Regions from separate parts of the Homo sapiens genome. Here region 1 is linked to region 2. Evidence: read pairs that join two places in POLR2A ChIA-PET (ENCODE). Cell type or tissue: PC-3. All regions are shown on one strand. Each heading gives the region's core, and the rest is flanking DNA. Links, peaks and the distances in the headings are about the cores only.

Region 1 (15,855 bases), core at 6,625-9,124, 80 kb after region 2:
AAGCTGAGCTGAGGAGATCTCATTCACTGCCAGACTGGTCACCCACCTCAGAATAATTGACAGCTGATTAGAAGTGGTGCTGAAATGCAAATGTCATACAGCCTGGAGAGACCCGGCAAGGGAAATAGTGAGGAAAGAATTGTATAGTGGGAGAGTGTTGCTGGGGCAGACCTGACTTCCAGGCTTAATCTTACCACAGAGTCTTAATGAGTTCTCCCCACATTTCTGTTGTTTCCCCACCCTCTCACTTTCTTGAAAAACAACCCCTATTAACTGCTTACCTCCTAGGGAAGGATGCTAGCATAATATTGGGTGAACAGTTTTTTGAAGCTTTTGAAACTAGGGAGGTTAAAAAATCACAAAGCTAGAAATGACTAGCTTCAGGATCCCCAAAACTGGCTACTGAGCCATTTCTGTGCTATCAAATAAACTGTCAACCTAAAGTACCTGTCAGGTCTAGGCACCGGATCTCTGAGCTTCTGAGCTTCTCCATTGTCCCTCCAACCCTTCTAGATTCCCTCCTCCACATACACATTCCAGTTATCAGCCAGCCTCACTAAGTCACCAAGACATCAGGTTCAAGTGATCGTTAGTCATTAATTAAGCTGCCATAATGTCACAGGTACTTTCTAGAAATGGCATAAATCTAGAAAAGAAAAAACAGACTTGGGTGGAGTGGGTTTGAAGCTCACTGTAGGCACTCACAGTTTGATTCTTTTAAGTCTTTTCAGATTAAAAAAAAAAAAGTCTGAAGTAGACTGTGATTATTCTGGAATTTTCTCTCCATGACCTTGAAGGGCAAGTTTTGACTTTATTCTACTGGGAACCTACTCTACAGAGAGTCCCCTGTAGTAGTGGGGAAAATAAAAGCAATAAATAAGACCTGAAGAGGATCACATGAGCCCAGGAGTTCAAGACCAGCCTGGGCAACTTGGCAAGACCCTATCTTTACGCAAAATTTAAAAATTAGCTGGGAATGGTAGTGCACCCCTGTGGTCTCAGCTACACAGGAGGCAGAGGTGGGAGGACTGCTTAAGCCCAGGAGTTCAAGACTGCAGTGAGCTGTGTTTGTGCCTCCACACTCGTGGGTGACAGAGCAAGACCCTGTCTCAAAAAAAAAAAACAAAAACAAAAACAAAAAAAAACAAACCTGAGTTTTGTGCCCCATAAGATTTACAGCTAAATAAAGACAATAGATGTATATATGACTACACAGCGGCTGTGACACAGAATTTCCTTCAAATATGTGTAAGATCCTCTCAATATGCAATTCTTGGCTTTTTCTCTTCTACCTGCAAACCTGAACAGATGTCTGTCTGGTTGTTTTTTGTTGTTTTTTTTTGTTGTTGTTGTTTTTTGAGACAGAGTCATGCTCTGTGTCCCAAGCTGGAGTACAGTGGGGCAATCTCAGCCCACTACAACCTCTGCCCCCCACGTTCAAGTGATTCTCTCACCTCAGCCTCCCAAGTAGCTGGGATTATAGGCATACACCCCCATGCCCAGATAATTTTATTATTTTTGTAGTTTTAGTAGAGACGGAGCTTTGCCATGTTGGCCAGGCTGTTCTTGAACTCCTGGTCTCAGGTGATTTGCCCGCCTCAGCCTCCCAAAGTGCTGGGATTATAGGCATGAGCCATGGTGTCTGGCCAAGATGTCTGTCTTGATCTCTGGAAGCCCTACGTTCTTTCAACCATCCAACCAAGCTCCACTTCTCTTTTGTAACTTTGCTTTTTCCTTAATAAGCCTTCCCCAAATCTATCTGTACCGTTTGTTCTAGCATCCCCCCTTCCCCCGGATATCTGTGTGTGTTATATGTATTTGGTGCACATATGTTGTCTGGTCCAGCTGGTAGCATTTAGATCAAGTAATCCACAGGCTGCAAAGGCAATGGGAAACCTCCTTATTTGAGATCACTACCACAGTCACATTAATCAAAGAGGCAAGAGAGCACAGGTTCTTGATTGTCCTTGTAGCTGGTTTGTCTCTGTTGTTAAAACAGGGTTCTGCATACACCCTGAGGTTCCTTCCTGCCTTACCAATATTGAATGCCAAAAAGGAGTCAACTGACTTGACCAGGTCTATATTTCTTTTCTGTCGCTCCAGGATTCTTCTACAGCCAGATGATTCCTTACAGATCTTGGCACCAGTGGAAGCAGATGTGGGTTTCTACACTTGCAATGCCACCAATGCCTTGGGATACGACTCTGTCTCCATTGCCGTCACATTAGCAGGTAACCCAAAAATCCCTGTTCTGTTCATTTCATAAACCTTTATTGAATGAGTGCCTATAGTGTGTCAAACAGGCCCAGAGATGCATAGATAAAGGAGACCCAGATCCCATCTTCAGGGAGTTTGTAATCTATAATTACAACAGCAGTGTAGTATGAGGTAGAATGAAGTGCTATAACTGATAACCAAATAGTATGCAAGGACAGTACATTCCTGCCAGGAGGTCTTAGGGTTGCAATGAGTGGAATTTTGATAAGAGACAGGGATATTTCATGCAGAAAGAATAATGTGAGCAAAGGTGATGTGTGCAAATCAGTAGCATGTTGGAACATGAATTGTGAATTATAATCATTGAAGACTCTTTTGGATCCTGTCATCTCCTTGTTCCACCTGTTGCAAGAAAGACTACGACCCATAAATAATTGGAATTCTGTGGTCATGGCTTGAAGCAGGAGTGTTCCCCAGTACTTCTCTCTGAGTCTGCTTTATTTCATCCTCTTGCTCTAATGCACTGCCAACATTCCCCTTTATCCATTGAGGTTAGACAATACATTCTGCACATGGTGACTTAAGAACATTGCAACTCAGAGTACCATGTCTCCCATAGTTGTGGTCTTGTAGTAAAAGACATGTAGAGCTTTTATAAAACCTCTTTGCATAGGACAAACCCATGCCTTTGAAACGGAAAGAGAACTTAGATACCAGCTGGACCAAGGCCCTTGTTTCTCAGAGGCCAGGCAACCCGAGGTCACACAGCTGCTCTGCTAGTGGCGGGGGAAGAAGGGAACTGGAGTCTCCTAACTCCCAGCTCATTGTTCTCCCTACTTCCCCACTGATCTGAGAAAATAGGATCCATCCTCTCAGATCTGGGCCATCCAGTCTTTGTGGCTGTGTTGCATGTGTTTGTATTTATTCTTTTCAATTGCTGCTCTCATCAGATGATTCAGTAGATGCTAGAAAAGCCAACATCACCCCACACTGACTTCATCTGTCCCTGCCAGGATTATGTTGTCATACTGTACTCCAGTCACACATGCTACCCCCTTGCATATCTGTTTAGCAACAGTATTCCTGCCCCCATGACTTCAGGCTGATCTGGGAAGGGACCCTTAGCAGGCGGCTTTGCGGGGAAGATCAAAGTCAACAATGAAGAAGGCAATTTAAGGAGCCCTGGGCCGGATTAAAGACTGATATTATTAATGCCTATTTTTTGTGAATAAAACATTTGCTTTTCTTCTAATGTATTCCAGTTGCAATCTTTATTCCCCTCTTTATACAGAGTCCAGATGCTCAGCACCAATCTTGTTAAATCTCTCCTGCCATCCACCCTCCAACCTGCTTTAGCAAGGGCACTGCTGACATCTTTCCACTTGCTGGCAGATAGTGGCTCTTGCAGGATTAATTCTCTTGTTTATATTAATCCAGATATGGTTCAGCTCTATCACAGACTAAATGCCCTTTGTTCACCCGAATTTAATACGATTAATAGAAACCTGTCTGGAATTAAGCAAGGCAATTGTAACATCAGGCTTGCCTTCAGCTCTTTGAAGAGGGGTTATTGGAGGCTGCCAACAAGTTCAAAGCCAGGGAAGAGAGACAGAGCAGCCAAAGAGGCACCAGGGAAGGGGAGGAGAGGGGCTGCCTGGTGAAGTATGACTACAGACACCACACCCAGGGCATAGGGAGCTGCATCCTTGCACCTTAGCTGCTAGGGTTTGTATAGGTCTGCTGGAAAGTCTATCAAGCAGTCCCTCTAAAAACAAAGGCTCAAATGTACATTGCCTTAAGACTGTATTTGTACCCTTACCTGAGTTTATCATCCACACCTGTGCCAATGTCTACACTCACAGTGTTAGGTGGTTCACCAGCTCCTGTTGTGAGCACACCCTCTGCCACATGTTGTGGAACCTACAGCAATAAATAAAACCTGTGTTTTGTGGTCCCTGATGCTTACAGAGGAGTGAAGGCAAGCGATGGATACCCGGCTACCTAGAATTGGGAGAAAGTTGCAATTTACTTCAAATGTATGCATGGAGACCCTGCTTAGTAGGTTATAAGATATAATCTGAACATAAATTAAATTGGAGGGGTGGGGGTGAATGAGTATCAGGCATTTCTAAGTTTTATTGCCAGTTATACTCCTTATTAGCTGTGTGATCTTGGACAAAGTATATAACCTCATTGAGTCTCTGTTCTCATCTGTAAAAATTTAACTAACATTATTTTACAGGGTTGTTGTGAGGTTAAGTAAGATTGCACGTGTGAAAAAGCACTTAACCCAATGCCAGGCACATTGTTCATACTCAATAAATGTAAGCCTCCTTTCTTTCTCTAGCTCTTCTAGAGTGAAACAACCTGAAAACAATTCTAAAATGTGCAAACCATTATCCCAACTCTGCTTCCATGTATCTTTCAGTATGTGTCTTAACACTGAGATTTTTCAAGTATGAACTTAGAAACTGATTCAGTTCACTTGCAGTCAAATCCTCTTGATGAATCTCAGCACTACTATGTTTTTATGGAAACTGCAGGGGTTTTTTCCTGGACTTTAGTATTAATGTAGGCCAAAGAGGAAAAAAAAAAAAAACTTTGAGCCTCAAGATAATCAAGTGTCCCCATGATTTTATAAGGAAAGTATGGACTTGTGTGTTGCCAGTGTGCCTGCATTTACCAGATGCAGGGAAATTTGTTCATAATGATTCACAAAAGCAGGCATAGCATGGCAGTTAAAATCATGGGCTCTGGAGCCTTAGGGTCTAGGTCTGTATCCTGGCTCTGTCACTTCCTAAGTGTAACCTTGAGCAACGTCTTTATACTCACTGACTCAATTTCTTCATCTGGAAAGTGGTGCTAATAACAGCACCTGACTCAGAAAGTTCTCATGGAGATTAAATGCAATCATTCATAAAAAATGTTTATAATTGTGGCTGGCATGTAGCAGGCACTCAATATTTGTTAGCTATTATTATTGAGAGAATAATACATACAACAAAAGCCAACTTATGTTTACAGTGGGAGAGACTCCTTTTCAGGGACCAGGATGCTCACAAACCCTTTGTAGAGCAGCTCTCTGAATGTCTCAGTGTCAAATAGGGAAGCTAGATTAGCCATCTGGAAAGTACTTGGGGTGCCTGGATTCAGAGCAAGGGAGATGGCTTGTGATGAATATTTCACGTGGGCAACAGAGAGAGACGCCTGATGGGCTCTCCCTGGCCCACAGCAAGATGCCTGCCATTGAGTTTGCCCCGTCCCGTAGATCTGGTGTCTTGCCAATTCTGCCTCTCAGATTCATTTCAGTTCTACTTCTTATTCTGTACACAAGTTTTCTTTGAACATGTAAACACCATTTAGTTTTAGACATAGAATACAGCCAAACCTTCCTTGCTCTGCCCTGTTTGGCCTATAAAATACTGTCTTTTGTGCCTTTTGCTCCTCTCTAAACTCTTCCATTACGTGCTGATTTTATCTTTAAGTCTCAGGGATTTGGGAGTACCTTGCAAGTGTCTCTCAGCATGGAGATGGCCAGTGTTTCCCTCCCTACCTCCCTGGAACAGCCCATGGAACTCACAGCCATTTAGACCAAATGGCACAAAATTCCTCCCTCTAAATTCACTTAGCTGGATGCCTGTTTCACTGCTCCAAGTGTAGATGAAAGTAGCTTAGGAGGGGAGGATTGCAGGGAGGAGATTATAGGAATGTCACCAAAATGTCACATACCTAACACTTTGAAGTATTAATTACTTTGTGTTCAGGAATAAACAGGGCTAGGTAAAGGAGAGTCTCTGATGTGTGCAGACATAAGCACAGAGATTGGAGAATCATCTTGGCTGTTAAATTCAGCACTCAGCCATCTTGCTCAGAAATCTTCCAAATCCGAATGGCCTAGGCAAACTTTTGAAGGAAAGGAAGTAGTTTCCAGGTAAATTGCTTCAGTCTGGATCCGTGGAGTTTAGCTGTACTTACCAATGCAGATAAGGGCCTCTCCAGGTATGGAGCATTGGTGAGGTCATCGACAAAAGGGAAACATTTTTGGTTGTTATTGATTTTATAAGATCACAAAAGAGATACTGTAAGGCCTGCCTGACATCATCAATGGGAAATGAGAATAAGATGAGGGCTGAGGGATGAGTGTATCTTTCATTGAAAGGAGAGAACACAGATGAGCTCATCTGACATTTTCACAGGAAGGGAGAGACAGAAAATATTTCTCCTTTCCTAGCATGTTTTTTTGCTCTTTATGAGTTGAATAACTGATACACATTGTGTCTAATAAAGAGATCACAGAAACCTCACTGGGAAAATAAAAATAAAAGGCAATCATTTTTTAAAATTCTTCTTCCTCTGTCCCTCCCCATCATGATTTAGTAGCTACAATAAAAGACAAGTGATTGTGTAAGCTTATCATAATGTAAGTCACTTCAAATTAGCATTTCTGAATTTTTCACCCAGCAGTTCTGTTAACAAAGGAGAGTTTTGCTTCATAAAGAGTTAGGCTCACAGAGGACCTAGTCAACAATACAAAGGCTAACAAAGGAAGATTTGCTCCCATGCACTAGATCAAAAGGAAAAGTGGCCCAGGCACGGTGGCTCATGCCTGTAATCCCAGCACTTTGGGAGGCTGAGGCGGGCAGATGGCCTGAAGTCAGGAGTTTGAGACCAGCCTGGCCAACATGGCAAAACCCCATCTCTACTAAAAATATAAATATTAGCCATGTGTGGTGGCAAGCGCCTGTAATCCCAGCTACTCAGAAGGCTGAGGCAGGAGAATCGCTTGAACCCGGGAGGTAGAGGTTGCAGTGAGCCAAGACCATGCCACTGTACTCCAGCCTGGGCAACAAGAGGAAAACTCCATCTCAAAAAAAAAAAAAAAAAAAAAAAAAAAGGAAAAATGGACAGGTTTGACTGTTCTCTGGGCCACATGGTAATAGCGACTGACTGATCTAAGCTGCCATCAAGGAGATTTCAATATCTGATAGAATACTGAATAGCTAAGACCCTTAAGTTTTTCTCAGTAAGTACAGATGTAGAGAATGCCCACCAAAGACCCCAAGCTTTCATAGAACTTACTTAAAACTGATGAGAGTATAGCAGGAGAATCTCACTGAGCTCCCCAGTTGACTAGAGGAAATAAAAAAGAAAGTATAAGTGGTCCAAGTTGGCACATCTCAGTCTCAAAAAAGCAATTCCAACATCTATTCAATGGAATGCAGGAAGGATGGTGGTTGGACAGGTGGTGGGATATACCACATCCTTGGTTAGTGGTTTCTAGAGAGGCCGCAGCATCACGTGGCTGTACTAAGTATGGGGTCCCTTGGCTAGGACTCTGTAGTGGAACATGCGAAGAATTTGTGGCAGAACCACTTCTGGCCTTATTCTACTTAGACGCCATCAACATCAATTAAATAATTAGAAGAGGTAATGGTAGTAATCTGAGCAACCTGACCCACTGACATTGGCAAAAAAATATCTGAATATTGAAAGAGAATGGTAATGGAAACAAGGATATGAGAAGGAAGGCATGCAGCCTGGGAATGTCTGGGAAAAGGCAGTCTAAGCCCTACCTACTTCCTCAAGTGCTAAGGGCCCTGTAATATTTATGCTGAAGGCGTGCCAACTAAACAGAATTTCAAGGGCACAAAAATTCTAATTCCTTCTCATCTTTTATGCAAGGCAATTAATTAGTAGTCACAATGTTGACCCTAAAAAACAAAGACAGGCAAAATCAGGTTAAAACTATTTTTTCAGCTTTATTGAGATATAATGTACATATCACAAAATTCTTTGTGAATGTGCAATTTAGAGATTTATTTAGCAAACTTATATAGTTATGTAACCATTACTATAAAGTTCTTTACCTTTTTTGAACTTTTAGGTTCAGGGGTTGAATCTCCAGGTTTTTTATACAGGTAAACTCATGTCACAGGGATTTGTTGTACAGATTATTTCATCACCCAGGTACTCAGCCTAGTACCCAATAGCTATTTTTTCAGCTCCGCTCTCTCCTCCCACTCTCCACCCTCAAGTAAGCCCCAGGGTCTGTTGTTCCCCCTTCTTCGTGTTCATGAATTCTCATCATTTAGTTCCCACTTATAAGTGAGCACATGCAGTACTTGGTTTTCTGTTCCTGTATTAGTTTGCCTCCAGCTCCATCCATGTTCCTGCAAAAGACATGATCTTGTTCCTTTTTATGGCTGCATAGTATTCCATGATGTATATATACCATGTTTTCTTTAGCCAGTCTGTCATTGATTGGCATTTAGGTTGGCTCCATGTCTTTGCTATTGTGAAGAGTGCTGCAGTGAACATTTGTGTGTGTGTGCCTTTATGATAGAATGATTTTATATTCCTCTGGGTATATACCTAATAATGGGTTCTTTACTTTTAACAGCTTTATCAAGGCATAATTAACATACCATAAAACTCACCCACTTAAAGTATACAATTCAACAGCTTTTCATATATTCAGAGTTGTGGCCGGGCACAGTGACTCATGCCTGTAATCCCAGCACTTTGGGAGCCTGAGGTGGAAGAATCGCTTGATCCCCAGGAATTCAAGACCAGCCTGGGCAACAGAGAGAAATCCCATCTCTACAAAAATAAAAATCAACACAGGTGTGGTGGCACATACCTGTGGTCCCAGCTACATGGGAGGCTGAGGCAGGAGGATAGCTTGAGCCTAGGAGGTTGAGGCTGCAGTGAGCCAATACCACTGCACTCCAGCCTGAGTGCCAGAGTAAGACCCTGTCTCCAAAAACAAAAAAAACAGGAGTTGTGCATCCATCACCACACTCAATTTTAGAACATTTTTATTATCCCTAAAATAAACTCCACACTCTTAGCTACTACTCCCTAATCCTCCCATTTCTTTCAGCTCTATGCAACCACTAATATACTTTAAATCTCCATAAATCTACCTAATCTTGATATTTTATATAATTAGAATCATACAGTATATGGTTCTTTATTTCTTCTTTCACTTAGCATAAAGTTTTCAAGATTTATCCATGTCGTAGCATTATTCTTGTTTATGGTAGAATAATATTCCATTGTATAGAATAGACCACATTTTATTTCTCCATTCATCAGGTGATGGGCATTTGGGATGTTTCTACTTTTTGGCTATTATGAATAAAGCTGCTATGAAGATTCACGTACATGTTTTTATGTGGACATATTTTTTATTTCTCTTGGTTATACACACCTAGGAGTGAAATTTCTGGGTTGTTTGGCGCATTTATGTTTACTATTGAAGAAAGTGCCAACTATGTTTCAAAGAGACTGCACCACTTTACATTTCCACCAGCAATGTAGGATAGTTCAGTTTCTCCATATTCTCACCAACAGTTGTTTTCATCTATCATTTTAATTACAGCCAGCCTCATGAGCGTGAAGTAGTACTTTATTGTGATTTAAATTACATTTTAATATTGACTAATGATGTCAGGCATCTTATGTGTTTATGAGTCATTTACGTGTCTTCTTTGTTGTGGTGACAACTTTGGTGATGTAGAAGGTGTATATGGCCTGCGTATTTGCTTTTGCTGCCATAACAAATAACCACATACTTAGAGACTTAAAGCAATACAAATACCTTACAGTTCTGTAGGTCAGAAGTCTAATACAGTCTCATCAAGATGTCAACAGGCTTTATCCCTTTCCGAAGGCTCTAAAAGAGAATCCTTTTCCTCTCCATTTGAGTTGTTGGCAGAATTTAGTTCTGTGAAACTTAGGTCTATGGTCTGTGTTTTCTTGCTGGCTATAATCTGAGTGCCATTTCCAGCTTCTAGAAGCCACTGAATTCCTTGGCTCATGGTTTCCTTCCTCCATCTTCACAACCAGCAATGGAGGGCTGAGTTTTCATGTTGCCCAACTCTGATATTAAGAGCTCACATGATTAGACTGGGCCTACCTTGATAACTTAGAATAATCTCCCCATTTTAGGTTCAGCTGATTAGCAATGTTAATTCTTCCTTAGCCATGTCACAGGTTCCAGGGATTATGACATAAACATCTTGGAAGGTCATTATTCCGCCCACCTGTCTGAAGGGCACAGCTCATTTTCATCTGACTGCTATCCCCCAAAAATAAAAATTTAATGTTGCTAGACTTTCTCACGATTTTAGAGACACCAAACCAAAAAATGTTTAAAAACAACACTTTTTTTTAACTCACCATTTTTAACTGAACTAATTCAAATTTTTAAAAATCCTTTTTTGGGTAAACATGTCTGTGCTCTGAATATAGCCTTGAGGCTACCAATACCCCCTGGTTTGTATTTCATTTTCTATATTATCTGCTCATATATTACACCTCACTTTCCAGATAGAGTCAGAGTGTTATTCAAAGGGTAATCACAATTTATTTGATTAGATTATTCCAACAAAAACAATGTAATAATTTGGATGGAAGGGGAACAATTATTTTTTACTATTACTAAGAAGCCTACTGTAATAATAGAATAAGTAAGATTCTAGGGAAAGTTTTTGCTTCATTGCCAAATTTAGAAGCAGAATAGGACTATGAACCTCTTTCCCGTTATAAACAGAGGGATTTAAATAGCTGCTCTCTTGGGTCTCTTTTAGACCCAAGAGTTCTATGAATCTCTTGCACATATAATAATGAATGATAGCATTCTCTACCATGACTATCAACTATTAACTCCCTTTACCTGAAATTCTGACGTTGAAAATTGACTCTGTTGTATTTTGGGGAATGGAAGACTAGATGGCAAAGAAGTAGTACAGCTTTTGTGATGAAGTCTTGCAAGAATAACAAATGAAAGGAAAATGTCTCAGAGAACTGGTGAAGACAAAGGGTACAGGGTAAATAGAGCTGACTATTGGTCAAATGCTGACTCAGGAGGCTGGAAATAGATGTAAAGGAGGCCTTGCAAGAAGGTCAGCAGGGAGTTAAAAACTCCTGCACTATAAAATGCAAAAGACATTGGGAAGGAAAACTAGACTAAGAAAAGATCTTGCATGTTAATATAACTATTATTTGTAACAAAGCAACTCTTATGGGAATTGTCAGGTAGTGAGATCCAGAAAAGCTTCTGGCCAGCAAGGAATAGTAATGGAACATTAATATTCAGAATCCATTATTACTAATATCAGATGGATAAGATATTGTTGGTATTTATAAGGGTTTTCCTAGCTCATGCTGATTTTAGTCCCTCAAAGTTTATTTGACTCATGAGTCTTAAATTCTTCAACTGGAAATTTTCATTTCAGAGAAAATTTGAAGATTTAATTCCAGTGATCCTTGTGAGAAACCTGTGACAATTCTAGTATAAGCAGAGTCTAGCATTTCTTAAGACGTTTCTTTGATATACTCACTCTTTGTAAGGTATTGTTCATTGATTAAATCTGGATTAAATACAATTTGCTCAGTTTAGGGTGTTAAAAATGTGTTAAATTTATAATACTTCATTGCTTTAAACTAAAATATTACCTTATACTGTACTCAAATATTGCTGTATACTCAAATATTTTAATTAGTAGACATCACTGTCTTTTTTGTGTTTTAAACTGATATTTGGATCTTCCATGGATATCACAACTGTTTTCTTGAACTCTAATGGGGGTCACCCAGGGAGTCAATCTGGCATATGTTGTTTCCTAGCATTTCTAGAAGTGGGTACTTTTTGGAATCTTCAACAAGGCCAGCCATGGTGTGACTTTTAAGCTCTCCGCATCTGTCCAGATATTGTTACCAGTTTACAAAGAATCTGTTGTATTTAAATTATTTCTTCTAATTACACTGGAATTCTCAGAGTTGTTCAAAATAGAAGCAGTTTAGTTCTTTCTAACAAATGTATTACCTCTCCTCTTACCTGTCTTCCTCTTTCTTTTCTTTAACGTTTTGCTTTCTGTGTTTTCTGTATTCATCAGAAGGTCCCAGCACTGCTCCTCACAGAGTTTTGCCATTGTGTTATAGCAGAGATAGTGCTGGTGATAGCTAGCATTTATTCAAACTTCCTGCTGTGCTAAGCCGTTGTTCTTACAGCTTTGCATGCATCCATTTACTTACTCCTCTCAGCCACTGTAGAAGTAGAAAACTGAGGCACAGAATTTAAATAACTTGCCTAAGGGTACTTAGCTATACTATGCAGAGATGAGCTCGGGACACCTAACCTGTAGACAGCCCTTTCTCCTGCCCCTGCCCCTGCCCCCTGCAGGCATCACTAGCTCATCGTGTGTTTTTGCTCTTCAGCCCTTATGAATGTAACTCGGAATCCGTATCTGCACAGTACTCCAGGAAAACTCTGTCAGTCATTAGATTTGGCTTCAGGATCTCAAACCTGTTTGCTGTTCGTGGGCCCTTTCTGAAGCTCTCATGAAATCTCCAAACCTGCCAAATCTGCCCAGCCTGCGGTCCTTGTGTCTGTTGTTGCCCCGTTTCCATTTATCTTCCACAAGTCTCTCTTCACCCTGAGAATGAATACACATGCACACCTCCTAGCCTAAACTGCCTTAGCCAAACAGAGAATCTAAGTCCTTGAAGTACAACTCATTTTTGATGGCAAAGACTAGGGGAAATTATTTTGAAGTATATTCGTGACTTACAATGTTAAAGGAATGGAAGGAAGACCCATTGGATCCATCCATTCAGGGTCAACAAACGTTCATTAAGCCTGGGTTAAATGGCACTTACTAACTGTTACAGAAAAACAAACCTATAAATATATGATGGGTAAAATATGATAGTTTATTTCTTGCTCACATAAAGTCTAAAAGAATTGCACAACAGAGTTTTTGTACTTTGGGCCAAGAAGTGGCACACTTCACGTCTGTTCATGTTCCATCTGCTAGAACTCAGTTCCATGCTCATAGCTAACTGCAAAAAGGCTGGAAAATTATCTAGCTGTGTGCACAGGAAGAAGAGGAAAAGGGTTTGGCTGATAGCAAGTCACTCTCTGCCATGGCTTCTAAAATGGAAGGCGGCATGGCAGTTTAAACAAAGTTTCTATTAGCAGAGGCCTGGGATTCAGCCCTGAGTAAACAGTGCTTACAATGCTCTCTACTCTTGGCTTCATTCAAAAAACAAACTTTCCATCTCCTCTGGCTTCTCTCTCAATCACCTTTATATTAGGCCAAAGATATTTTTCAAACACATATGTTCAGATTTTTTCCCACTGAATTTTGATTTTACCCCAAATCACATAGGAGAGAGACCTGAGCCAGAGCCCAGACTATGTGCAAGAATGGATTTCTGAGCATTGCTCCAGGGGTTACTCATCTGTCCCTGCCTGTCTCTCCAGAGGTCCTCATCCTTCAGGATCAAAATGGTGCCTGGTTGGCTGAACACTTCTGTTTTAAAGGCATCACAAGGCCATGCTCCTTCCTTAATGGCCTTCACATCCTTGGATGCTGACGTACGAGTTTTAGCCATATGTCAGGCTCTCCTGTTGTGTAAGAGCTGCCCTCGTTTACTGTGAGGCTCTATTTCCCCTGTTACATTACTTCTAACAGGAACTATAATCCAAAAGCTGTACTGTGGGTACAATGAGGTCTGAAGGAACCGTGCAAAAATGATTCTTGTAATGCTTCTGTTTCTGTGTCTGACTATCTTGGAGGGGCTTCACTTCTCATATTGGGCCTGATAAATTGAAACGCTTGCCTTTATTTCGGTTTCCTTATTTTTTCTTCAATTTATACAGATACAAAACTTGGCATATTCTCCTTCTGTTTGTATGGCTCTCATTCAGCTATAACACAAACAAATTTACAGATTAAATGAAAGAATGTAAACCCTATCAATTTCTATAAATTAACACTATTCTGTGAGCTGATGCTGACTTGCTAAAACTAAATGGCTGTTCACAAAGCATACATAGTACAGGCCGGGCGCGGTAGCTCACGCCTGAAATCCCAGCACTCTGGGAGGCCGAGGCGGGCGGATCACGAGGTCAGGAGATCGAGACCATCCTGGCTAACACGGTGAAACCCCGTCTCTACTAAAAAATACAAAAAATTAGCCGGGCGCAGTGGCAGGCGCCTGTAGTCCCAGCTAGTCGGGAGCCTGAGGCGGGAGAACCGGCGTGAACCCGGGAGGCGGAGCTTGCAGTGAGCCGAGATCGCACCACTGCACTCCAGCCAGGGCGACAGAGCGAGACTCTGTCTCAAAAAAAAAAAAACAAAAAAAAAACAAAGCATACATAGTACTGACTGCTGAGGCGCGGCGCATTCAGTGGAGGGCTCAGTAATGCTGACTTAGCTCTCAGCACCTTTTTCTGTTTTTCCTATTCTGAAAGCCCTTTTGGTACAGCGTGCCATGGCTTTTGTTATCTTAACACAAATGTATAATTTATCATTTCACTCCTTCTCTGCATCTATGTTTTTTTCTCCTTAGTTAACTTCTATGGTTAAACTAGTACTAGTTAATATCAATGTGATTGTAATCGTGTCCACAAACATAGGTACTGGCAATCACGTGGCAGTCATCACACAGCAGTAATCTATTAGTAGGTGATCAACCAGGTGATCTAAAGTAGGCTTATGTTGATTTTTTTTAAGTTGGCCACTAAAATAACAGCTCCAGCTTGAAAAATTGTAATAGAGATCTAGTGGTGTCTCAAAAGATAATCTCTCACCAGGAAGAAGAGGAACCAGTTAAAGAAAAACTAAAAGAGTACAATGTATTGAATATCAAACCTGCCTCCATAACAGAATCACCTAGGAACTTGTTTAAAATAGAGATTACAGCTTGTACCCTGTCACCTGAGATTCAGATTTAGTAGTTCTGAAGTGGGACTCAAAATATATGCTAACGTTTTTCTAATAGGTGTAAGAGGGTCAATTGATTAAGCAACATTATTTTCATTAAAATCTCTATTGATTATAAATACTTGGATAACTTTGTGCTTTGTCTTAACAATGGATCATGAAAGTAATAAGAATGTATAAGAAGTAGCCTGTGCTAACAACAGTGATCCTCCTGACAAGAAAAAAAGGCCATTACTTTCCAGCAAAAACTCAATATAATTAATTAAGGGCTGGATTTCATTCAGTGACATTTGAATTTTATAGCTATACACTTGCAGCTATAAAAAACCACCTTTATTATTAAAATTCCTGTAGGAAAAATAACTTGGTAATTGTGACTCTAAAGCTCTCTGGTCCCTAACCTCATTTTCCCCACTGGCACAGTTGTTTTTATAACACAGTAGAGCAACTCTTGTATTATAGCAGGACAGATTATATTTTAAACAAGTGCCCTGGGAATTCTGAGGCAGCCAGTCCACAGACAAAGATTTGGGACTACCTATCACAAGCACCAGACTTTAGGTCAAAGATCTGGGCTCCAGTTCAGCCCTATAACTTGCTAGTTCTGTTGCCTTGGACAAACCATGGGGCCTTTCTGAGTCTGAGTTCTTTGTGTATGTAAAAGATAGTACTGTTGTTTCTGCCTCTCAGGGTTGTTATCCAAAAAATCCAGATAATGCACATAGCACACCATATAAACACATATTTTCACTTAACAGATACTTATTGAGAATCTACTAGGCGCCAGGCCTAGGTGATAGAAATAAAGAAGACAAGAGAGATGTGATCTCTGATGTTATCAAAATTACATAATGAAGTAGCAGGGGCTGGGGGGAGATACACAAATATAGAAGATAAATTC
Region 2 (15,855 bases), core at 6,520-9,019:
CCATCAGTGTGCAGTATTCAGGAAACCCATCTCACGTGCAGAGACACACATAGGCTCAAAATAAAAGGATGGAGGAAGATCTACCAAGCAAGTGGAAAACAAAAAAGGCAGGGGTTGCAATCCTAGTCTCTGATAAAACAGACTTTAAACCAACAAAGATCAAAAGAGACAAAGAAGGCCATTACATAATAGTAAAGGGATCAATTCAACAAGAAGAGCTAACTATCCTAAATATATATGCACCCAATACAGGAGCACCCAGATTCATAAAGCAAGTCCTGAGTGACCTACAAAGAGACTTAGACTCCCACACAATAATAATGGGAGACTTTAACACCCCACTGTCAACATTAGACGGATCAACAAGACAGAAAGTCGACAAGGATACCCAGGAATTGAACTCAGCTCTGCACCAAGCGGACCTAATAGACATCTACAGAACTCTCCACCCCAAATCAACAGAATGTACATTTTTTTCAGCACCACACCACACCTATTCCAAAATTGACCACATACTGGGAAGTAAAGCTCTCCTCAGCAAATGTAAAAGAACAGAAATTATAACAAACTATCTCTCAGACCACAGTGCAATCAAACTAGAACTCAGGATTAAGAATCTCACTCAAAACTGCTCAACTACATGGAAACTGAACAACCTGCTCCTGAATGACTACTGGGTACATAACGAAATGAAGGCAGAAATAAAGATGTTCTTTGAAACCAATGAGAACAAAGACACAACATACCAGAATCTCTGGGACACATTCAAGGCAGTGTGTAGAGGGAAATTTATAGCACTAAATGCCCACAAGAGAAAGCACAAAAGATCCAAAATTGACACCCTAACATCACAATTAAAAGAACTAGAGAAGCAAGAGCAAACACATTCAAAAGCTAGCAGAAGGCAAGAAATAACTAAAATCAGAGCAGAACTGAAGGAAATAGAGACACAAAAAACCCTTCAAAAAATTAATGAATCCAGGAGCTGGTTTTTTGAAAGGATCAACAAAATTGATAGACCGCTAGCAAGACTAATAAAGAAAAAAAGAAGAATCAAATAGATGCAATAAAAAATGATAAAGGGGATATCACCACCGATCCCACAGAAATACAAAGTACCATCAGAGAATACTACAAACACCTCTATGCAAATAAACTAGAAAATCTAGAAGAAATGGATAAATTCCTCAACACATACACTCTCCCAAGACTAAACCAGGAAGAAGTTGAATCTCTGAAGATAGACCAATAACAGGATCTGAAATTGTGGCAATAATCAATAGCTTACCAACCAAAAAGAGTCCAGAACCAGATGGATTCACAGCCGAATTCTACCAGAGGTACAAGGAGGAACTGGTACCATTCCTTCTGAAACTATTCCAATCAATAGAAAAAGAGGGAATCCTCCCTAACTCATTTGATGAGGCCAGTATCATACTGATACCAAAGCCGGGCAGAGACACAACCAAAAGAGAGAATTTTAGACCAATATCCTTGATGAACATTGATGCAAAAATCCTCAGTAAAATACTGGCAAACCAAATCCAGCAGCACATCAAAAAGCTTATCCACCATGATCAAGTGGGCTTCATCCCTGGGATGCAAGGCTGGTTCAATATATGCAAATCAATAAATGTAATCCAGCATATAAACAGAACCAAAGACAAAAACAACATGATTATCTCAATAGATGCAGAAAAGGCCTTTGACAAAATTCATGCTAAAAACTCTCAATAAATTAGGTATTGATTGGACGTATTTCAAAATAATAAGAGCTATCTATGACAAACCCACAGCCAATATCATACTGAATGGGCAAAAACTGGAAGCATTCCCTTTGAAAACTGGCACAAGACAGGGATGCCCTCTCTCACCACTCCTATTCAACATAGTGTTGGAAGTTCTGGCCAGGGCAATTAGGCAGGAGAAGGAAATAAAGGGTATTCAATTAGGAAAAGAGGAAGTCAAATTATCCCTGTTTGAAGATGACATGATTGTATATCTAGAAATCCCCATTGTCTCAGCCCAAAATCTCCTTAAGCTGATAAGCAACTTCAGCAGTCTCAGGATACAAAATCAATGTACAAAAATCGCAAGCATTCTTATACACCAACAACAGACAAACAGAGAGCCAAATCATGCGTGAACTCCCATTCACAATTGCTTCAAAGAGGATAAAATACCTAGGAATCCAACTTACAAGGGATGTGAAGGACCTCTTCAAAGAGAACTACAAACCACTACTCAAGGAAATAAAAGAGGATACAAACAAATGGAAGAACATTCCATGCTCATGGGTAGGAAGAATCAATATCATGAAAATGGCCATACTGCCCAAGGTAATTTATAGTTTCAATGCCATCCCCATCAAGCTACCAATGACTTTCTTCACAGAATTGGAAAAAACTACTTTAAAGTTCATATGGAACCAAAAAAGAGCCCACATTGCCCAGTCAATCCTAAGCCAAAAGAACAAAGCTGGAGGCATCACACTACCTGACTTCAAGCCATACTACAAGGCTACAGTAACCAAAACAGCATGGTACTGGTACCAAAACTGAGATATAGATCAATGGAACAGAACAGAGCCCTCAGAAATAACGCCGCATATCTACAACTATCTGATCTTTGAAAAACCTGAGAAAAACAAGCAATGGGGAAAGGATTCCCTATTTAATAAATGGTGCTGGGAAAACTGGCTAGCCATATGTAGAAAGCTGAAACTGGATCCCTTCCTTACACCTTATACAAAAATCAATTCAAGATGGATTAAAGACTTAAACGTTAGACCTAAAACCGTAAAAACCCTAGAGGAAAACCTAGGCATTACCATTCAGGACATAGGCATGGGCAAGGACTTCATGTCTAAAACACCAAAAGCAATGGCAACAAAAGCCAGAATTGACAAATGGGATCTAATTAAACTAAAGAGCTTCTGCACAGCAAAAGAAACTACCAGCAGAGTGAACAGGCAACCTACAAAATGGGAGAAAATTTTCGCAACCTACTCATCTGACAAAGGGCTAATATCCAGAATCTACAATGAACTCAAACAAATTTACAAGAAAAAAACAAACAACCCCATCAGAAAGTGGGCAAAGGACATGAACACAGACTTCTCAAAAGAAGACATTTATGCAGCCAAAAACCACGTGAAAAAATGCTCACCATCACTGGCCATCAGAGAAATGCAAATCAAAACCACAATGAGATACCATCTCACACCAGTTAGAATGGCAATCATTAAAATGTCAGGAAACAATAGGTGCTGGAGAGGATGTGGAGAAATAGAAACACTTTTACACTGTTGGTGGGACTGTAAACTAGTTCAACCATTGTGGAAGTCAGTGTGGCGATTCCTCAGGGATCTAGAACTAGAAATACCATTTGATCCAGCCATCCCATTACTGGGTATATACCCAAAGGACTATAAATCATGCTGCTATAAAGACACATGCACACATATGTTTATTGCGGCATTATTCACAATAGCAAAGACTTGGAACCAACCCAAATGTCCAACAATGATAGACTGGATTAAGAAAATGTGGCACATATACACCATGGAATACTATGCAGCCATAAAAAATGATGAGTTCATGTCCTTTGTAGGGACATGGATGAAATTGGAAATCATCATTCTCAGTAAACTATCGCAAGAACAAAAAACCAAACCGCATATTCTCACTCATAGGTGGGAATTGAACAATGAGAACACATGGACACAGGAAGGGAACATCACACTCTGGGGACTGTGGTGGGGTGGGGGGACGGGGGAGGGATAGCATTGGGAGATATACCTAATGCCAGATGACAAGTTAGTGGGTACAGCGCACCAGCATGGCACATGTATACCTATGTAACTAACCTGCACATTGTGCACATGTACCCTAAAACTTAAAGTATAATAATAATAATAATAATAATAAATAAAATAAAATAAAATAAAAATTTTAAAAAAATAAAAAATAAAGAAATTTGAAAAGTCTGCCCATTTCCTTCCCAACAGATATTAAAGGCAATCTGTTGAAGACATTATACTGAAAGGACTATCATATTTTAAAGACAAGATCACTGTCTCCATAGGTTTTTGAAACATTTTTAAAAACTATATAGCTGTATTAATTAGAGCACTTATTTTCTACAATAATAGTGACCTTAAATTTCTTTAAAAAAATTACAATAAGCTACAAGTATCAAAGAAGCAAAGTCATCTAGAGTAGTCTACATAGGAGCTCTTTGGACTTTGTTTTATTATGGTAAAATAGTGGTGCTTTTAGGATTTACATTATTGTACTCTCCAATACAAAGTATGAGTGAGGGTTAGAGTATACAGTACACCATTTTCATACATGTACAACGTGGGTGGATGAAGAATGTCTCTTAGCAGTAATACTGGATGTAGTCTCTGCTTTTACCAGCTGCATAATCTAGGACTATTATATAAGTAAAAATCTCTCTTGTGAAGCTTGAAAGTGATTAGAATGTGCAAACTGATATAGTAGCTTTCATATGCTCTTAAAGGGTACCACCACAGGAAAGTCCATTTAAGATGCTGGTAGGTTTAACAAAGTTGGAGTGTTGGCACTATTGAATTGGACAACAGTTCTTCAGAGCTGACTCAGAGCTGCAATGCACTTAGTACATTAAAGCAGCTGACATGATGACTTTTTGCGAGCCTTCCCAGGCACTGGAGTTTTTCTGTTAATCTGCCGCACTAGGTCATAAAAGATCTCATTAACATTTATTTTGAATTTTGTAGAAGAATCTAAGAATGCACAGTTGTTCCATTGTCTTGCTAGATTTTTGACCTTCTTCCTTCCCTACAGCTCTTTCATCTTCCAAGTCATACTTATTACCAACAAGAATCATTGGAACATCATCAGTGTCTTTAACTCAAAGAATCTGTTCTCTCAAGTCTTGCAAATCATTAAATGTGGACTGTGCTTTGATGGAATAAACTAATGCAAAGCCTTGTCCATTTCTCATGTACAAATCCCTCCTTGCTATACATTGTTCCGTTCCTGCAGTATCCAAGATTGCAAGCATACACTGCTGTGCATCTACTTCAACTTGCTTTCTATAAGAATCTTCTATCATAGGACATATTTTTCAACAAAAATTCCTTGAACAAATTGTACATTCAAAGCAGACTTTCCAACGCCTCCTGGGCCAAGAATGACTAGCTTATACTCATGCATGATGCAAACTTGTCGAAACCTAGTACCTCTCACGCTGTCACCGGGTTCCCGCAGCCAGTGTCACTCCCTCCGGGTTGCTACTCTCGGCACCACAGCAGTCCTGCCGCTGCCGCCGCCGCTCCAGCTGGTTTACACACCTGACTCTGGGCGAGGTTTGGCATTGTCCAGAAGGGCCTAAGTTCTATCAAGAAGGAGTTCACAAAGTGGAAACACAGGTCACATCACTTACACACCTTCACACACACACCTGATCCAGTCACTTTCAAGTAAAGCATGTGACAAGCCCACGGTCACTTCCTGCCTCAGGATCGTTGACCCAATTTCATAAGGTTTTCAACAGCTGAATAAAGGCAAAATATGTTTTATTTTAGAGTCTCATTTAGAATCTCTTGAATACTACCAAACAGGTAAATGAGTTAAAAATTTAATTTCTAAGATAACCACAGCTCTAGATTCTGTATGGGATAGAAAGCTACATCCAGTGACTTCTCATCACTACCTTAATAATACTAGACTATTCCAGTGGGAAGTATCAGTGATTATATCAACTGTTTCTTATGAAGTGTTTGGCTGTGTCGTCATACCATGAATTTCAAATGGCTCATCCCATCTACAACCAAGAGAACACCCTGCAGTCAGCATTACAGAATATGATGGAATAATTTGAATGTCTAATAGAAATCTCAAATGCTCCACCCTGAACTGGCCATGATATATTTAAATTAAATTTTGAAGCTCATAAACAATTTAGAAAAAAGAAAATGTAAAGATACCATCACAGCCACAGGGTAAATATTGTGATTCTTTTTTTATTTTTATTTTTATTAATTTACTTTTGAGACGGAGTTTTGCTTTTCTCACCCAGGCTGGAGTACAATGGTGTGATCTCAGCTCACTGCAACCTTCATCTCCCTGCAACCTTCACCTCCCATGTTTCAGCAATTCTCCTACCTCAGTTTCCCAAGTAGCTGGGATTACAGGTGTGCACCACCATAGCTGGCTAATTTTGTACTTTTAGTGGAGACGGGATTTCACCATTTTGGCCAGGCTGGTCTCGAACTCCTGACTTCAGGTCATCCGTCCACCCTGGCCTCCCAAAGTGTTGGGATTACAGGCATGAGCCACTGTGCCTGGCTTTGTGGTTCTTTTTTTTAAAAAATGTTTAATTTCTCAGACTTACAAAGAAGAAAGGTGATTTGGACTCCAGCTGAGTCACTTTTTAAATGATGGCCTTCCTAAGTGGACTAGATCAATGTCACATCAACCTAGGAAGTATTAGCTGATGATTGAGCTGATGACTTCTTGGAGAAACACAGCATACGTGGGAGGAGAGCAGCATGGTGGGTCAACTGTACTATACTAGGTAGTATCTGATGAAGCAATGCAGAAAATAAAGCAAGGCAATATATGTGTATTTATGTATATTGCTAATTACATGGATAGTCCCAGACTCTACTATAACTATATATAAATGTCCAGCTATAGATAGGTATCTTTAAATGTAAGTATCTTTATATACACAGCTATGTATGTCTGAAGGCAAATTAGTGAGAATGTCCTGTCTTGCCTCTTCACTCAAACTGAGCTCTGCTGAAATGATTCCAGACAAATGTCTAGGTTATTCCTAAAGATCTCCAGGGAAGTAGATATGACAGCCTCTTAATATTTTTAAATATTAAGTCTATCAGTCAGTACTAAGGGCACAGCCATCCTCAGCTTTACCATTTACAACTGTATGAACTTAAGCAGGTCTTTTCACCCTTCCCAGCCTGTTTTCTTATCTGTTAAATGGGAATAAAAATAGTGCTTACTTTGTGCAGTTGTTGAGAGGACTGAATGATGCATGCCAAGCTCTTAGCGTTGGTACCTGGTTAATAATGGGCATCCTGTATATGTTAGCTACTGTTATTATGACTGGGCATCAAAATGAAATGTCTGGTCATTACATTGCTCATTTAAATGTCTCCACAAGGGGACCAGGTGCAATGGCTCACGCCTGTAATCCCAGCACTTTTAGAAGCCGAGGTGGGCAGATCACTTGAGGTCAGGAGTTCGAGACAGACTGACCAGCATGGTGAAACCCCATCTCTACTAAGAATACAAAAATTAGCCGGCCATGGTGGCACACGCCTGTAATCCCAGCTACTCGGGAGGCTGAGGCAGGAGAATCGCTTGAACCCGGAAGGCAGAGGTTGCAGTGAGCTGAGATCGTGCCACTACACTCCAGCCTGGGCAAGATTCTGTCTTGAAAAAAAATTTTAAAATAAAATAAAAATAAGTGTCTCCCCAAGGGCCCTGCAAACCACCTTGGAGAACTTCCCAGTAACCTTGTGCCAGTCACTGCTCAAACTCCTGTTTCACTAGCTCTGAGTCAGGGCCTGCGGGTGTCAGTGGGAAGGTTGTTTTCCACGGCTGTGGTTATTATGCATCTTATTCTCCTTCTTTGTTCCAACTTCCAAGGCTGCCCTAGGTCACAAAAGAAATGAACCAGAATCAGAAGGCAAACAGCAAAGACTGGAGTCCTAGATTCAAGACCTCAAGAGCCCAGCAGTTTACAGAATTCTGGATATAAAACATGGCCTTGGGCCTCCCTTCCAAATACAACGATTTCCTTTCAATTAAAATATAAGATGTGAAGGTTTTGGGCCCCTTTTTTGCCACCCTGTGCTCCTTGTTCATTGAAGTATCATGTTCCAGCATTGGTGGCATTAGCCTCGTGGCATTTTTTTAAGCATTTCAAGAGTCTAGGTAGCAGCCTCTCTTCTGTGGGGGAGTTGCCCTCCTCAAGGAGCATGCTCACAGAGGCAACAAGCTTATGAATACTTTCTCCCAGCTCAAGTGATGCTTGACAAGATTGGCAGTCCTGGGCTTTAAACTGCCATCTCTGACATACAGCGAGAGTCCTACAGAACACAGGGACCTCCCACCAGCTGCCTTGTCTACACTTCATCACCCCCCACACACACACCCACTTTGCACTCTGGCCTGACCGTGTGATTTGTACACAGGTGTCCAGGAGGCTGTGGTGAGCTGCTTGAACAAACAGACTCGGGAGCCTGCTGAGGAGAACCTGTGCGTGACCAGCCGCCGGCCCCCACAGCTCCTGAAGTCCTGCAATTTGGATCCCTGCCCAGCAAGGTAAGGGATGTGTGGCCTGCCCTGCTGTCCAGGGGCACGTACAGAACTGGGCGCATCTTTCAGTGGGCAAGACTGTAACACTTATTTGTTACTCAGTGTTTTGAAAACCAATTAGCATCAGTTCAAACTTTTAGTCAAATCCACTTAAGTTTAATTGAAACCAGGGCTTTGGAATTCTAGCCCAGTCAATGGTCATGCCAGAATCTGGAAGATACCGTGCATTCACTTGAGCCTGTGGCATGGCTGGTATGTGTGTGTGCCACGCAGTTGCTTTCCCCTAAAGGGAACATGAGGTGACAACAGACTTCATGGGCTCTGCCACCTTTTAGCCTGTGTCCTAAGCACTCACACCATAGTAATGAACTGGTCTGTGAATTGCAGAATATAAGGGCCTGAAGCAACTGGGTGGTATAATTGATCCACTGTGAAATCTATATGCACACAGCATGCAGATTCATCGTAGCATGCTCTGGGGGTGTGTGTGTCATTCCACATGCGTAAAATCAATTAGAGCATTTCATTGTTCAGCCCTGCCTGGGTCTCATTATTAGCCAACATTGAGTCACAGCCTTGATTGAATTAATCAATCCAATCACTGCTTCAGTCCCTACAATTTTATGGTGTCTTGAGAAACTTGCCTTCTAGATACTTCTTTTTGAGCAAATCTCATCTATGGGTTTGGAAGGGAGACGTTTAAGAACTAAATCCAGACTTTCAAATCTGCTGATGGAATGAAGAAATGTTGCTGAATAGGGTCAGATCCTAGATAAAAGGGGGAATGCTGATTTTGAATGATAGTTTTTCTCTTTCTGCAAAGTGTGTCATGTAAGAAGTAGTTAATACCTGTATTGCTGTCAGGCATTAACAATAGTTTGCTGGTCACGATGATGCACTGCTTGTATTATTTCCCAGCTGGCTAGATTCCTTTCTTTGGGACTTGGAGGGTACAGATCATAGTCCTCCTCCAATCACATGGAGGCACATCCCATGGTGACACTCCTCCTGCTAGTCACCAGAGTTGTTCTGTATGATGATCTGAATGGTGGACCAGGGCATTCCCCTCTTCAAATACAGAAGTTAAGAGGGCAACTCATGCTATATTCTCCAAGGCAACCATAAAATCAGTCAGCCACTGCTTTGGAGAAGCACCCAACCCATGAGAACAGCAGTCAACAAGATAGAGTCAAAGTCAGGTCCTGTACATGAAATCCTGAGTAACCTCGTTTTCTATCCCTGCCCCACCTGGTTCCACATTTCTGTCCTAACTTCGCAGCTCTCTAGTTGTTGAGCCTAAATGTGTGGGCAAAGGGCACCAACTTTTCTATTTGACTACAGTCCTGTCATCTAGGAAGAAGCAGTATCGACTCAGCATGGAACGCCTGCAACGTTCTTTGTTAGGCAACCAAGAGGCCTGGCTTCTCATCCTGCTGTCACCAACTAGCTCTGTGGCCTAGGGCGAGGTGTCTGCCCTTTATGTTTCCACATCTGCAAAGTGAACTGGTTGTACCTGATGATCTGAGATCCCATGACTTGCTCACATGTCCCATGATTCTTTATTTTGTAGGCAGAAGCATTAAACAGCTACTCCTGCTGCTGTGTGCTAATCATTCCTGTAATTTCTGTTCTGCTTATTTGCCATTATTTGAAAAACATGCAAAAGGGTCTTTCTAACCACATTCCTGTGTTGTAACAACACCCAAATGCTGAGGCAGTGCCGAGGAGTCAGTGCCTGGGACTTGCTTAAAACTGCTGGGACTCGTGGTCCCTAAACCCTTCTTTGAGCACCAAAACGAATAGGACATGAGATGTTACTTCTCATTCTCAAAGTACTAACTATGTTTAAGTTACAAAAGGTTAGGTTATCCTGTGACCCTTTTGTTGACTCACAGACAAGAACAGTTGTTGAGCTTAATGTTGTCGCATTTGCTCCAGATAAACTCAATTCTCTGATTTCCCACCAGCCAGCTGTCAAGCCAACAGGCAAGACCTCTCACTGGGCACAGCCAGGAGTTTCTTGGGTCGACCATACACATTTAAACATTTGTAGAAGGTTGCTAATTGCAACAATAAAGGGGACCAAAGTATAATGGCCTAATCTCATCCAAGAGTCAAAACAGATTTTCCCCCTAAAAATGATAATTGTATAGAGGTGCCTTTCCTGTGGAATATCTCACTCTGATGTCAGAGAAAAATCTCTCCTTCCCTTCTCCTGGTGTTCAATGTATACAGAAAATAAAATGTGTTTGGTAGGAGCATAATAGTGTGTTGTTTTCCCACACAACCCACAACCTCTGTTCTGTTGGGAGCAATTTAGGTCTTTAATTCACAATTCTTACTCCACATGGTTCAGCGTTCCCTGTACATTTTTGTGTGTCTTCTGATGGGATGCAAGTTTCTAGACCGTGTCCTTTGGGGTCTTGGTCTGTGCTGCTATGCATGTGTTTAAAAAAATACCATAGCATTTTCAGTGGGACATAACAAAATGACATTTCAAGTCTTAGTCACTGGGCCTTTGTCTCTGAGAGGTCACCCCCTGGTTAAGATAAATAGCTTTCCCAGGCAGTTGTTAGTCCCACTGAACACCAGTTAGGGAGCCACTTTTTTTCTTGTATGTAGTCAGAATTATCAGATCACATGGAGAATACCAAAGGCCCTAGAGGGCAAGTCCAATCTGCTTAGCCAGGCTTTCTAAGATTAAACTTGGCTTCTCTTGACTCTGTGTGATGGCAGGGATTGTTTCAGAAGCACATGTCTAACTTTCACCAGGTTTAGGCAAATACATCCTCATACCTGGTTATTCACAATAGGAAGATGTCTTCTCAAGCTGGAGGTATTCTGACTGTTCCAATTTGTGTGTTTGTGTGCATGTAGTGCCTACATTTTTTAGAACACTTTTTAAAAATAGTCATTTTCTGTTAGAAGAGTACTAGATTTTAGAGTTCTTGCTATCAGCTTTGTGTCTGAATCCTCCTTTCTATATTTCTGACACCTAGTATAATGTTTGACACATAGTAGATGATTATTAAGTGTTTATTATATAAATGAGTATGAAGGACCAGGGCCAAATTTATAGGTAGCAATGTTTGGACCATATTATCAATGACAGCTGGGAAGACCTCAGTGCTTTCCCTCCTCTGCATCCTCCTTATCCCTTCTCTCCAACCTTCCAGATGCTGTTGATCCTTTCCTTAAGCTTAAGGATTTAAATGCCAACTTAAAACATAAATAGCCTCAGGATTGAACCTTTTTTTTTTCTTTTGAGACAGAGTCTCGCTCTGTTGCCCAGGCTGTAGTGCAGTGGTGAGATCTCAGCTCACTGCAAGCTCCGCCTCCCGGGTTTACACCATTCTCCTGCTTCAGCCTCCCAAGTAGCTGGAACTACAGGCGCCCACCACCACGCCTGGCTAATATTTTGTATTTTTAGTAGGGACGGGGTTTCACCATGTTAGCTAGGATGGTCTCGATCTCCTGACCTCGTGATCTGCCCACCTCGGCCTCCCAAAGTGCTGGGATTACAGGCGTGAGCCAACGTGCCCGGCCAGGATTGAACCTTTTATGTTATCATGTATGTATGGCAAAGTATCCCCCAAGTAAGGATACAAGGACAAGCTTTAATAGAAAAGAGAGGGACAGATGGAGGTTAAGTAAGTTATAGGCATTACCCAGGGAGGAATTTGATTGTCGGGAAAGATGGAAAGTAGTATATGGAAGACAGATGTTAATCCCTTCACAACTTTGCCTAAGATTAACCATAAGCAGTTAGGACCATTTTTGCTTGTGAGCTGCCAGTGAGAATTTTCCATCAAAGTTAATGAGTAATTTGTGTGTCTAAAAGCCATATCATCCACCCAGTCCTTCAGTGGTGAAACCAGCTCGAGGGAGAAATACCCAAAAAGGACCTAAGATCAGTCATTAAAAAAGAAATCAGCCTCCTATTCCTAATAAGGAGGTTTTCTGTGTTATAATTATACAAGGAATACATGAATATTCTCATTCTTTAAAACTCAAGCACAGCAGAATAAAAAAAAAAGAAAGGTATACCTTCCCTTATCACCACCATCTTCTTCAGTTCTAGTTCCTTCTTATACCCAGAGATAACCATTGTTAATGCTTTGCTACATACACTTCCAGATAGTTTTCTATGAATTTATATACATATAAGAAGATATACAAATAGATAAAGCTTTTTCCCTTTGTAAATGGGATTTTATTTTGTATATTGTTGGGAAATTTGATTTTGCCATTTAATATTATGCACTAAAAATCTTTTACATCCCTGAGACACCAAAATAAAAGAACCAGCACATTGATTTAGACCTACTCTGTCACTTTCAGCTATCTGACCTTCAAGAGGCCATACACCTTTTGAATCCTCAATTTTCTCATCTCTGAAATAGGATCATAGTAGGCACTCAAAAAAATTCATTATCTTCTCCTTTCTTTTCATTTTCAAACTAGTACTTCTAGTTTAAAAGAAAACGTGATTTTTAAAAATTCAGGACTTAAATTTTATTAGATGTTTTTATTTAACTAAAGTCTTAATACTTAAGCTTCAGTCTGGGCGTGGTGGCTCACACCTGTAATCCCAGTACTTTGGGAGGCCAAGGCAGATGGATTGCTTAAGATCGGGAGTTCAAGACCAGCCTGGACAACATGGCAAAACCCTATCTCTATAAAAAATACAAAAATTAGCTGGGTGTGTGTTGGTTGAGGGGGGTGCCTGTAGTCATAGCTACTTGGGAGGCTAGAGTGGGAGGATCACTGAACCCAGGGATGTCAAGGCTGCAGTGAGCTGTGATCACACCACTACACTATTGCCTGGGTAACAGAGTGAGACCCTGTCTCCAAAAAAAAAAAAATAAGCTTTAGCAACTATCTCCCTGGTTTACAATAGCAATGACATGAGCAGCCCAAGGAAAAGCAGAAAGTACTACCTTTAAAAAAAAAAGTGTATGACTGTTATTAATTATAGCATTTGATAGCCTGGCCAGTGTGTGTTGAAAAGATTTGGTAAACGTATGTGGAGGAGGAGAATTAAGTAAGCAATGAAAGCCAGATGCTGAAAATGAAGGAAATTCCAAGCAATTTCTGCAGCTTTGTTCTAACATACTTTTTAAACTAAACTTTTATTTCTGTGCAACAGAGAACAGCTGAGTGGTACAGAATAGATAAACAGGGAAGGGAGAAAAAGCTCATAATTCCAGGAACAGTACTTGGTTTCTGCCCTCCCCCTGCCCCAGCCCCAGTCTCTTTTCTCAGACCTAGGATGGTTCTTAGAACCAGCAAGAGCTATAAACGAAGCTTGAGAATCCCTGTTTGAAAGGAGAGAGTTAAGAAACACGTCTGAAAGGTCACAGAGTCTTCTCTTTAAAAGCATACTTCAGAATGCCTATTTTATTATACACTAACAAAATCCATGTATACTAGCAGCAAATGATTTCCAATTTCCAATTTTCTTTTATATTAGCTTACAATGGCTAGAGCAGAAGGTGCTGCCTTTTAACACAATCATATTTTAATTTATTTGATGGAGCTTTCAAAGCCTTGCAGGCTCTTCCTCTCTGACAACTTGTTTTAAAGGTTACTGTTTCAACATGCTCTTGAAATATTGGTTTATCTTCTGCTGTACTCCTAAATTTCCATACGCTGCCTTTTGGCTCTGTCCACACTAACTTTTAAGTGCTTAAAGCAAAAGTACACCAGAGCTCACTGGCATCCACAGAAATTGAGTCCATATCCAGGCGCCTTTGAAGAGTTAATGCTGTTACTACTGTCATCCCCCTTGGTAAATTCAGATGTACTTACACTGTCTCTCTGTTTTCTTCCATTGATGGATAGGAATCTGCCATAGCCTGTTCCTTAATGGTTGGGCCTGACTGGGCCAGTGGGAGTCTCTTTTGTTTCTCTAGTGGGACTGTATTGGCCCAGTGATCACAAATGTCCCCAGCAGCATTTTGACATCAACAAGGGTAAAGGTTATATGTTTATTTGCCTCAGGGCTAAAATGTTTATTTTTCCTAGATATTCTTTTCCATGTGTGAGCATGTGTGACCATGGAAAGGAATATCTTTACATCACCTGTTACATCAATCTTGAATCTGTGAGAAATGAGCTTTGATGATATCACTTTGCGGCTGGGCACAGTGGCTCATGCCTGTAATCCCAGCATTTTGGGAGGCCGAGGTGGGTGGATCATCTGAGATCAGGAGTTCAAGACCAGCCTGGCCAACGTGGCAAAAACCCGTCTCTACTAAAAATGCAAAAATTGGTCGGGTGTGGTGGCGTGCCCCTGTAACCCCAGCTACTCGGGACGCTGAGGTAGGAGAGCCGCTTGAACCCAGGAGGAGGAAGTTACGGTGAGCCAAGATCATGCCATTGCACTCCAGCCTGGGCAACAGAGTGAGACTCTGTCTCAAAAATAAATAAATAAATAAATAAATAAATAAATAAATAAATAAATAAATAAGACAACTGCCTTGCATGCATGTATTTAGTTGCTGCATGAGTTTGGGGTAAAAATCAAGGGGTTAGGTCTACCTTCCCATCATGTCACCTGAAAGCATATATGATATGACTCATTCTAAAGAGATAGAAACATCAGCATTAGGAAAATCCATGCAATTACATCCTGAGAGGGAAGCTTTTCTGGTTTCTTAACATCTATGTGATCGGACAGCACTTTAGACCACATAATTCTGCCTAGACTCTGGGAAATGTCTTTATATAGACCGTTGGTTAACGTTAACTTTCTGCACAAATATTAAAGCAGAGAGTGTTTTTGCATCCCAATTCAGAGAAAAAAAAAACACACACACACACATAACAAGCATCTTTGTGTCTGCTTGTATTTGGTTGTCACGGATAACGAGAAGACAAAACCCTGTCCTAAAGGAGTTACCAGTTAATAGATGAAGAAGATTTAAAAATAGTAACTTTATGAATAGGGCAAGCATGGAGTTCGGTGGAAGCTTGAGGCTGAGAGAAGGCTTCCTGGAGGAGGCAATGCCTATGCTGAATGGTAAGGCCTAAGTAGGAGTTATCCAAATGAAGAAGGAAGATGTTGCAGGCAGAAGGAAAACCATGAGCACAAAATGAAGGACAAAAAGTGGAAGCCAGTGTTAGAGAGTGGACGGAGGCCAGATCCAGGAGAGTCCTGTGTGCCAAGTTAAGTTGTTTAGACTTTATGTCCTATGGGCACTGAAGAGCCATTGAAGGATATTAGCCAGGGGTGTGGAACCGTCAGATTTGCTTAGAGAAAGATGAGTCTGGCTGCTCATCCAAGAAAGCTAAACTCTGAAAATGGTGGTTAGCTTTTACTGTAGGCACGTTTCCTTTTTCTCATGTAGAGTCAAAAATAAATAGTGTGCTCTGTGTGATCTGGACCATAACATTTTTTCATTGAAAAATTAATGCCCTCCTATCCCAGGTATGTTCACATTGTGATTGCTCCTATGATCAACCCAGTGCATGTTGACTTGGCCTAGCCACCTGGCAGGAGGAGGATACAGCCCCAAGG

Evidence for each region. ChIA-PET counts read pairs that join two places held together with the same protein. Peaks named below come from ENCODE experiments on the same cell type or tissue, not always from the same donor. Only the 100,000 strongest peaks of a DNase experiment are listed, where the experiment ranks them.
Region 1: POLR2A ChIA-PET joins it to region 2 with 13 read pairs; 3 of 35 experiments call an interaction of 5 or more read pairs at or near these places.

What each region holds. Positions count from the first base shown.
Region 1 is chr9:18,793,294-18,809,148 of GRCh38, forward strand. It overlaps ADAMTSL1 (ADAMTS like 1), which reads left to right. Exons shown (of 29, transcript NM_001040272.6): 20 at 2,104-2,231. It overlaps LOC124902127 (a long non-coding RNA gene), which reads right to left and starts at 7,349. Exons shown (of 3, transcript XR_007061429.1): 1 at 7,297-7,349; 2 at 5,947-6,120; 3 at 3,474-4,218. In PC-3, for the core only: no CTCF peak of the experiment used is centred there; no DNase peak of the experiment used is centred there.
Region 2 is chr9:18,713,327-18,729,181 of GRCh38, forward strand. It overlaps ADAMTSL1 (ADAMTS like 1), which reads left to right. Exons shown (of 29, transcript NM_001040272.6): 15 at 8,210-8,339. It also overlaps the pseudogene RAP1BP1. Among named protein-coding and RNA genes, the nearest start is that of MIR3152, 150 kb to the left of the region's middle. In PC-3, for the core only: no CTCF peak of the experiment used is centred there; no DNase peak of the experiment used is centred there.